Linked DNA regions of Homo sapiens: region 1 is linked to region 2. A link is an interaction called in ENCODE POLR2A ChIA-PET data of the cell type or tissue named here. Cell type or tissue: GM12878. All regions are shown on one strand. Links, peaks and the distances in the headings refer to the core of each region. The heading gives the core; the rest is flanking DNA.

Region 1 (4,401 bases), core at 196-4,195, 140 kb after region 2:
TTTCCTTTGAGGTGATGAAAATATTTTGAAACTAGACAGAAGTGGTAGTTGTACGACATTTGAAATATACTAAGTAAACCCTAATGAGTTTTTCACTTTCAAATGCTTAAGTTTATGTTATGTGAATTTCAACTCAATTAAAAAACATTAATTCAATGTCAATGTCTCAACTACTATCAAAAGAAATATGTTCAGAAGAGGTTTTATCTCCTTCCCAAACTTTCATGGAGCTGAGGTAGTAGGGAGATCTATAGCTACTGTAAATATGAAAGAACTATCTAAATTACTTGAAATATTTGCAATTTTTCACTTAAATTATGACAATGTCAACATTGAAATTACTAGGGAAAGTTCTACCATTATATCCCCAATTCATCTGCCACTCATCCTCCCACTTTGCATTTTAAATTAGGTATACCTTTTGTTTTTTGCCTCAGAACTGGGGCTTAGAAATATTTGTTGAATAAATGATGCAATGAACATATTAGTTTATAATTTCATGTAAACACAATGCTTCTATCAAATCCATTCTCTACGTTGCCTCTACTGAATCCATATGAGACATGATGAAATCCTGAAGTTTTGCAAGAAATATATTGATAATGGAAATCAGTAATACACATTAGGGTAGATGGAAAAGAAGTTTTAAATATGTAATCTATTAAAGACGTGGAATTGACAAAAGCTGACAATTGTCTTTATTTGGGAAAATAAAGGGGTGGGTAAACGGTGATTGGTTAAGGAATTTTGCCATGAACTTAAATCAGGAATTCAGGAGGAAGGCTATAAACTCATTCTTCAACATTTCATGTCTGAGATAGGTGTAGTTCATCTGGATGTCTAGAAGGCAACTAGATGATAAACCTGGAGAGCTCAAGAGAGACATCATCATGTGCATGCGTATAGATGCTATTGCTCAAAGTGAGTGTACAGATTGAGAAGGAAAGAGAACCAAGGTTGAATCTTGGGAATATCATTATTTAGAGTAGGCTGGAGCAGAAGAGACCAAAAGGAAACATGGACACAGTGAACTCAGGTGAGAGAAGAAACATAGGGAGTGACTAGAAAATATAGTGCTTTGAGTGCGAAGTGATAAAGACTTTAAATCAAGTAATAAGTGATATGGAGCAAAAATTAAGAGAACACAGAATAGAAATCCTAACAGAATGACACAAATACGGGAATATTTACTGAAATAGATCAGCTGCAATTTTAATCTTCAAGGATATAAGTGATATAAAGCAGTAAGACAGTAAGTGGAAGACGGAGAAAGACAAGCATTACAGGAGAAAAATGGAGGGAACAACGTGCGAGTCTACCATCCATTCGACCTTGACTGCATGTAAATTGCTATAGAACTTATTGAAAAGTCAACTTCAACTGCAGCAATTTAACTATCAGAAGTGGGAGACAGAACTAATGATGATTTATGAGCCCAGAGCTAATGTTAGAACTTAATAGAACTTTGCCAACCCAAACCATCAGTAAATTTGGTCATTTCCATCCTGTTCTCTCCTTCTTTGAGGTATTTGATTGCATTTTGGTGAAGCAGTTTAGCTCACTGCGGTCTGTCATGTAACACAGGACCACAACTCCCATGAAAATCCTCTCCTGCTCCACTGAGTGAGTCAAGACAGCCAGGAAGGAGGCACCCTCTGCCACTGTGACTCACCATGCATGGGACTGAGCTGGTGACCCGGGGAGGGAGCTGCTGCATCTCTCTGACATGTGGACCCAGTGTTAGCCAAAACTGGTCAAACCACCAATTCCACACTTCAAATTAGGCCTCTGACTTGCAAAGCTGCCAAGAAGTCATACAGAGGTCATTGGTCTATTCTTCCCAGCTGTGTTTGTAAAGTTTTCACACAGTTTATGTTGGCAAGAAGATGCTCCTAAAGATTCTAGTGGTAACGTGTGAGGAAGGGCCAACATAATGGCAGAATATCCAGGAAAGCAATGTTTACAATTATCATTAATTATTTTCAAAGGAAGTTATCCACATTGCCTTTTGGAGTTATTGGGGGTTTTCTTAGTCTTTTTGTAAGCATGTGAAACCTGATGCTGATTCTGTGTTTAAAAAAGAATTCAAATGAAACCATTGCTAGTAATTCTTAACTTTTGCCAGCAAGATATTGATATAAAAGTTTCTCCGTAAAATTATGCTATCCATAAAAGTTGCTTTTTTGAAAAGGAAAAATAATACAAACGGACAACAATATAATAATCAATATTCATTTGTGGTGAACTCACTTCCTATAATCAGAAACTGATAGAGTTATTGAGGTACTTTTTGTTTGTTTGTTTTAAAAATTAGCCTGTTTAAAATTTTAGGGAAAAGGAAATTGGACCTTCCTTCCTTCTTTCCTTCCTCTTTTCTTTCTTCCTCTTTTAGCTACAGAAAAAAGAAAAATCTAGAAAAACAGTTTTCTCATCTGGCTCTATTATCAATGCTGGGTTCTAACAGTTTCAAAAAAAGTTTGTGTTTCACAGGGGTTCACTAATATCTGATTATAACAAAGTTAGACAGTACTTAGACCCATTACCTATATGAAATAAACCTGCACAATATGTTAATTTCAACTTTTGACTTTAAAAATACCACATCACTTACATAAGTGACATAGGAATACATACTGCTTGCATAAATATGTGGTGAGTGTAGAGTGAAAATCTCCTTTCAAACACACCCTTTTCCAGTCCCTCCCCAAAGATGATTACTGTTAACTGTTAACCATCTAGGTACAGTCTTTCCAACTTTCTGTCTGTATTAACATTGTATGCATTAATATTTTAAACCAGTATATTGAACAGGTAAAATATGCAGGCTATAATTTTAAAACATCTTTATTTTTGTTTCCTATTGTCTCCTTAAACAAGCTAAGTAGGATTTTTTTTTTTTTTTTTTTTTTGGCCAACAGATTAAAACTGGGTGTGTCTATTGACTCTTCTGTTCATTCCTAGTTTACTCTAAGTTGTAAACTATAGTCCTATACTAGAAATTCGAATGCCTAGTCTTTTATGTTGATCAGCACTTCATTCTCCTCTCAGAGGAAAGCCATCCCCTTTCTCTTAGCCAGGTCCTTTACATATGGACAACTTGCTCCTGGATAAAAGGATGCTGTCTGTTTCTTCTGTCTTTCTAATAGCATCCTTGCCCACTCTCTGACAGTGATGGTTGATCCCAATTGAAGTTGGAGCTGGAGGGGTGAGAATGGAGGAGAAGGAGAGGTCGGGGAGAGAGTCAGACAGGAATGATGTTAATGTTAATGAACTTTTGTAAGATGGCTCTGGGCCAGGGTGTTTTGTTTTGTTTTAATGTGGCCAAAAAATCACACACCACATCATAATATAAAATTTACCGTCTTAACCATTTTAAGTGCATAGTTCAATAGTGTTAGCTGTATTCACATTGTTGTACAACTGATTTCTAGAAGTTTTTCATCTCACAAACTGAAACTCTTTATACCTGTTGAAAAACTACCCACTTTCCCCTTTTCCCCAACCCCCATTCTACTTTCTGTTTCAATTAGTTTAACTATTTGAGGTGCCGCATCTAAAAGGAATCAATAAGACCATCTGCTTGTGATTGACTTATTTTAGTTAGCATAATGTCTTCAAGGTTCATCCATGTTGTACCATGTGATGAGATTTTTTTTAAGGCTGAATAACATTGCATATATGTTGGGAACAAGCCCCCCAAAATCTGGCCATAAGCTGGCCACAAAACTGGTCATAAACAAAATCTCTGCAGCACTGTGACATGTTCATGATGGCCATAACGCCCACGCTGGAAGGTTGTGGGTTTACCAGAATGAGAGCAAGGAACACCTGGCCCGTCCAGGGTGGAAAACCACTTAAAAGCATTCTTAAGCCACAAACAATAGCATGAGCAATCTGTGCCTTAAGGAATGCTCCTGCTACAGTTAACTAGCCCAACCTATTCCTTTAATTCGGCACATCCCTTCCTTTCCCATAAGGGATACTTTCAGTTAATTTAAGATCTATAGAAACAATGCTAATGACTGGCTTGCTGTTAATAAATATGTGGGTAAATCTCTGTTTGGGGCTCTCAGCTCTGAAGGCTGTGAGACCCTTGATTTCCCACTTCACACCTCTATATTTCTGTGTGTGTGTCTTTAATTCCTCTAGCGCCACTGGGTTAGGGTCTCCCGGACTGAGCTGGTCTCGTCACATATATATTCCACATTTTTAAAAAATCCATTCTTCCTTTAAATGACATTTGAGGTTGCTCTCACCTCTTGGCTATTGTGAGTAATGCTTCAGTGAACACTGGCGTGCAAATAGCTCTTCAAGATCCTGCTTTCAATTCTTTGGATATATATCCAAAATAAGATTGCTGGATCATATGTAACTGTCTTTTTAATTTTTAAAAGAAACTTC
Region 2 (4,401 bases), core at 330-4,329:
CTCGGCTCACTGCAACCTCTGCCTCCCAGGTTCAAGCGATTCTCTTGCCTCAGCCTCCAAGTAGCTGGGATTACAGGCACGCACTACCATGCCCGGCTAATTTTTTGTATCTTTAGTAGAGATGGGGTTTCGCCATGTTGGCCAGGCTGGTCTCGAACTCCTGAGCTCGTGATCACCCCACCTCGGCCTCCCAAAGTGCTGGGATTACAGGCATGAGCCAACACGCCTGGCCCATATACACATCTTTATATATCCAGGGCTTAGTGCTACGTCTATCATAGTGTGGCTATTACATTTTATAGAGAGAATAGCTAAGTATGAAGAAACTCTTACAAGAGGTTATCCCAGATTAATTTAATTCTAAGCTTTTGGTCATGGTTCCCTAAGACCTTTGACTCACACACAGCTGGACAGGACAGTGGCCTTGTGCATAGTGCAGATGACCATTATAGGGGAAAAACAAGTCGAAATTCATAGTCCTTTACTCCTCCTGCCCTTCTCCTTTTGCTTAAGGTGAGCTTCACCAGGAACATTTTCGCCACACCAAAGGAAAACTAGCCAGAGGCAAACCAGCTCTAAGTTAATATTTGCCAATTAAATGGTTTAAGTTTTGGATTCACAGAAACACTGACAGCATCTTATTAGAATATACTGTACTGCATATAGTAGGGGCTCAATGAATATCTGTTGAATTGAGATTGATACTTTCATTATTATTGATGGGTTCATTTTACCTAATGGGTCAACGCGTTGTATGGATGGATGCCCTGAATATTCTGATGATTTGGGTTCGACTTCTTTTCTTTTCTACCTGAGGTGGGTGAGCTACAATGACTCTGAATAATAGAATCAACATTATATTATCTAGTTAATATAAAATCTGAATAAAATCTAAGGAAATCTTGGAAAGCAATATTTTCATAAACCATATCATCTGTTGCCGAACTCCCCACACATACAAGTACTATGGAAAAAGTAATGTCTACTGCCCAGGAGTCATCTTATAGAAACCACAATTCTAGAAGTTGCTGTACCCACCTGGAAATCCATGCTGACTGTTTTGTCTCGGGTGCTTTTTGCTTTCAGTCCTGTGAAGGGGTTCACAAGAGGCAGACTGGGGTAGACAAAAAAAGGGCACAGACTTTGAAATGCTTATCTCCAGACATTGCGCTCATGAGTATTTTTATCTGTGTCATTTCTGTACTTTTGAAATGGTCTAATAGAAAACACATTACTTTTTAATTTTATTTTAAAATTGACTTAAAAAAAGAATTCCTGTTTTATAATATTAAACATATCCCTGCACATTATTGAGCACCTAGAGACAATATGTAAAATGTGTTGGTTAGAAGGACCTGGAAGGGGCTCTGCTTGACTACTTTTTCTTTCCTCTTCTCTAACAACGTTTGCTTCTTGTAAAAAGCAAAATCTTACCTTTTCTCCTGTTTCCTACTGATCACTGTGCTGAGCTAAAGAAAATGTTAGTGATTTGAATGCTCAAGGCAGCTTATTGGGCTTGTATGTCTTCCTGGAACACTAGGATTTTTCAAGCCTGTAGATCAAAGGTCTTGGGAAAAAAGAAACAACTTTTTTCAGTGAGCTAACTGAAATAGAAGAGAATGGCGACTCCTACCCACACCTCTTGGATCCTGGACATCAGCTCTGGCTGTGGGGCAAATGGCACTGCATATTGGCCAATGTGGGGAGGATGCAGCCAACTTAAGGCCCCTTTTCAGGGAGGGAACGCTGACCCCACGCTCCTATTTCCCAGCTGCCTGCTGATGTTTCCATTTTCTACCCCCAAACAACACCTGCAGGATAGGGAAGACCATCCATGCAGCCCAGGGCGGTCAGACTTTTAAGGCAGAGTTATGTGGAAAATGGACTTGGATGAGCCAAGGAGGAAATCCTGCAGATGGCCCAATAAGTGGATTATGTTTGACTTCAGATAAGTAGGACAAGCTAGGGAGCCAGAAGGTTTTATTAGTTTTGTTTCACTTTCCACAAAACCACCAAGGTCCCATCTCCAACAGAACAGGATGTGTGACTGTTCCTTGAGTAAAAAAACAGGAAACTGGACAAATCTTGAGAGATCATCATTAATTAGTACTTCTTTAGTTGATTTCTTAATATGGAGGAGCATGTAGATTATTAATAATGCTTTTGTTCTTGAGTTAAGTGAAGGAGTCTTAGGTATTTGTTGACTCATTAAATAAATCACCAACATGTAGTAGACTCAAATAAGAAACATAAAAGTGATACACATTTAGATAAATGATTATAGTGCTTTATGCTTGTAGTGCTTCATGAATCGATAGTATGATTAATCCAATTGTGCTCGTAGTGTTCTTTACAACAACTAAGTTTAAAATAGAGAAACAATCTCAACTCTCATTAGATGATTGAGGATAGAGAAATGCCTGTCACGTTCATGTCAAGTAGAATTTATCCCCTCACCCCTGTTGCTATAATTGATGTGTCTCTTCTGTAGATCCCTAATTTAATTTCTTGTCACTTTTAAGTCAACTTTTAACTAGCAAATTAGCAAAGTGCTAAGGGATTCAGAGAGATTGAATCACGTGCTATACTTTACTGTAGTCCCGTTCTCTTTATATTTTACTTATAAACTAAAGTTACAGAGTAATTATCAAAACTCCATATTTGTGTTCTGAAATTGGCAGAATTTGAATTTGCAGTCCATAGGTCAGCAGATTTCTCTGACTTTCCTTATTTTCTTTGCTTAGCCACAGAAAAACAGAAAAATCAGTGAGTTTACATGCACAGAATTAAATGTACAGACTATTCTCTGAAAGAGCTCAGTTCTATGTGAAAATGAATAATGTAATAAATATTCTTATGAGTGTAGTAATAGTAGCTATTGTTTATTGAGTACTTCTTATGTGCATGGCACTTTATACTGCATGCTTTATGTCATTTGAGCCTAACAAAATACTATCATTATTATTATCTCATTTTTATAGATATTTTCTTTTTTTAATAAACTCTTTTATTTGCACGTTTGTGTCTTGGGTTATTCGTGGGGTGAGAAACCTCCACACTTCCAATCCCAGCCATCTGGTACAATCTGGTGTTGTGGTCCAGCTGTCGGCAAAGGGTAGAGGTGGGTGCAGGGCTGGCCCCCCAGTCTGCACCAACCTCTTCAGAGCAGGGAGCTCAGACCATGGTTGTACTTGCACTGCTTCAGGGCCTCGCTGAAGCCTTCACACAGGGACAGGTCACTCTGCGTGGTCGAACAGTCCAGGAACTGCCGGATCTCGTAGGCGCAGGACCCCATCTGCAGGGGCTGGGGGGCAGCGCGTGTGGGGGTCTGCTGGGCAGCAGGCTGGACGGGCTCCGAGCTCCCCCATCTGAAGGCTCAGGTCAGGGCGCTGCCCATGACGTGTCCCACAGCCGAGCCCACGGCTACCCCTGCGGCCATGGACGCCATCTAAGCCATGAGGCTCGGCTGGCCGGAAGGGGCGGAGATGGGGCGGCTGCCGGAGGCGGTGGCTGTGTGGGGGCAGGTGGGCAGAGGGCGCGGCGGGAGGGGGCTGGGTGGTCGGACCGCCGCGCTGCGGCTTCCCAGAGACATGGTGGCGGCGGAGGGACCCGGGCGATCTTAAATGACAGCGATGGCGGCAGCGGTTCTGTCGCGGGGACAAATGCCCTTTATAGATATTTTCTAAGTACAGATTTGAGACTTTGATAAATTAAGATACTTGATAGTAAGCAGCGAGGCTGGGATCTGAATCCAGGTCTGTCTGACTACAAAATCTATTGCCTTGATCTCCTACAGTGATGAGAAAAACAAAACCAAACACGAACTTTTAAATAGAGACATTTCAGGGGGAAATAAAAAAATTTATAATTCGTTTTATGAGTTTTTTTTTTTTCATTTGCGGCCTTAAGCTCCTTTCCCCAGGGTCACATGAAGTTAGTTAAATTGATGCTAACGGTGTTTACTTACAGACAATCTGCAGAGAATTCTCTACAGAGAATTTTCTTATGCAATCAAGTTTTTCTGACTTCTGGGTTCTAAGATTTTTTTCTTTTTTTAACAAGAAAAAAAAGCGTAACCAAAACTGTGTTTATTGAGCAACAGAAAAGCAGCGAGATGGAACACAGAGATATTCCCCCTGATTATCACCTTTCCGCTGCACTCCCTTACCCTCAGTCCGCTGGGGAGCACAGAAATGTTATCCAAAGGTGGATGGGAAAGGGTGGAAAGGCTGAGACCCAACTGCAGCCTGGCCTGAGATGGCCACATCATGTTCTGCTTCCTGCCTGGCTGCCCAGGGAGGGCCTGGATGGGCAGAGGGCCAAGTCAGTGTCAGGCTGGGAACTTTACATGCTTTTCTCACTTAAATATTGTCATCTCCTTTCTCAGAGGAGGAACCAGAG

Evidence for each region. ChIA-PET counts read pairs that join two places held together with the same protein. Peaks named below come from ENCODE experiments on the same cell type or tissue, not always from the same donor. Only the 100,000 strongest peaks of a DNase experiment are listed, where the experiment ranks them.
Region 1: POLR2A ChIA-PET joins it to region 2 with 7 read pairs; 2 of 35 experiments call an interaction of 5 or more read pairs at or near these places.

What each region holds. Positions count from the first base shown.
Region 1 is chr7:38,167,350-38,171,750 of GRCh38, reverse strand. No RefSeq gene overlaps it. Among named protein-coding and RNA genes, the nearest start is that of STARD3NL, 8.7 kb to the left of the region's middle. In GM12878, for the core only: no CTCF peak of the experiment used is centred there; DNase peaks (open chromatin) are centred at 1,740 and 3,517; H3K4me3 peaks cover 782 bases; H3K27ac peaks cover 2,885 bases.
Region 2 is chr7:38,310,574-38,314,974 of GRCh38, reverse strand. It overlaps TRG and the pseudogene LOC103689914. Among named protein-coding and RNA genes, the nearest start is that of TRG-AS1, 29 kb to the left of the region's middle. In GM12878, for the core only: no CTCF peak of the experiment used is centred there; no DNase peak of the experiment used is centred there; H3K4me3 peaks cover 1,218 bases; H3K27ac peaks cover 831 bases.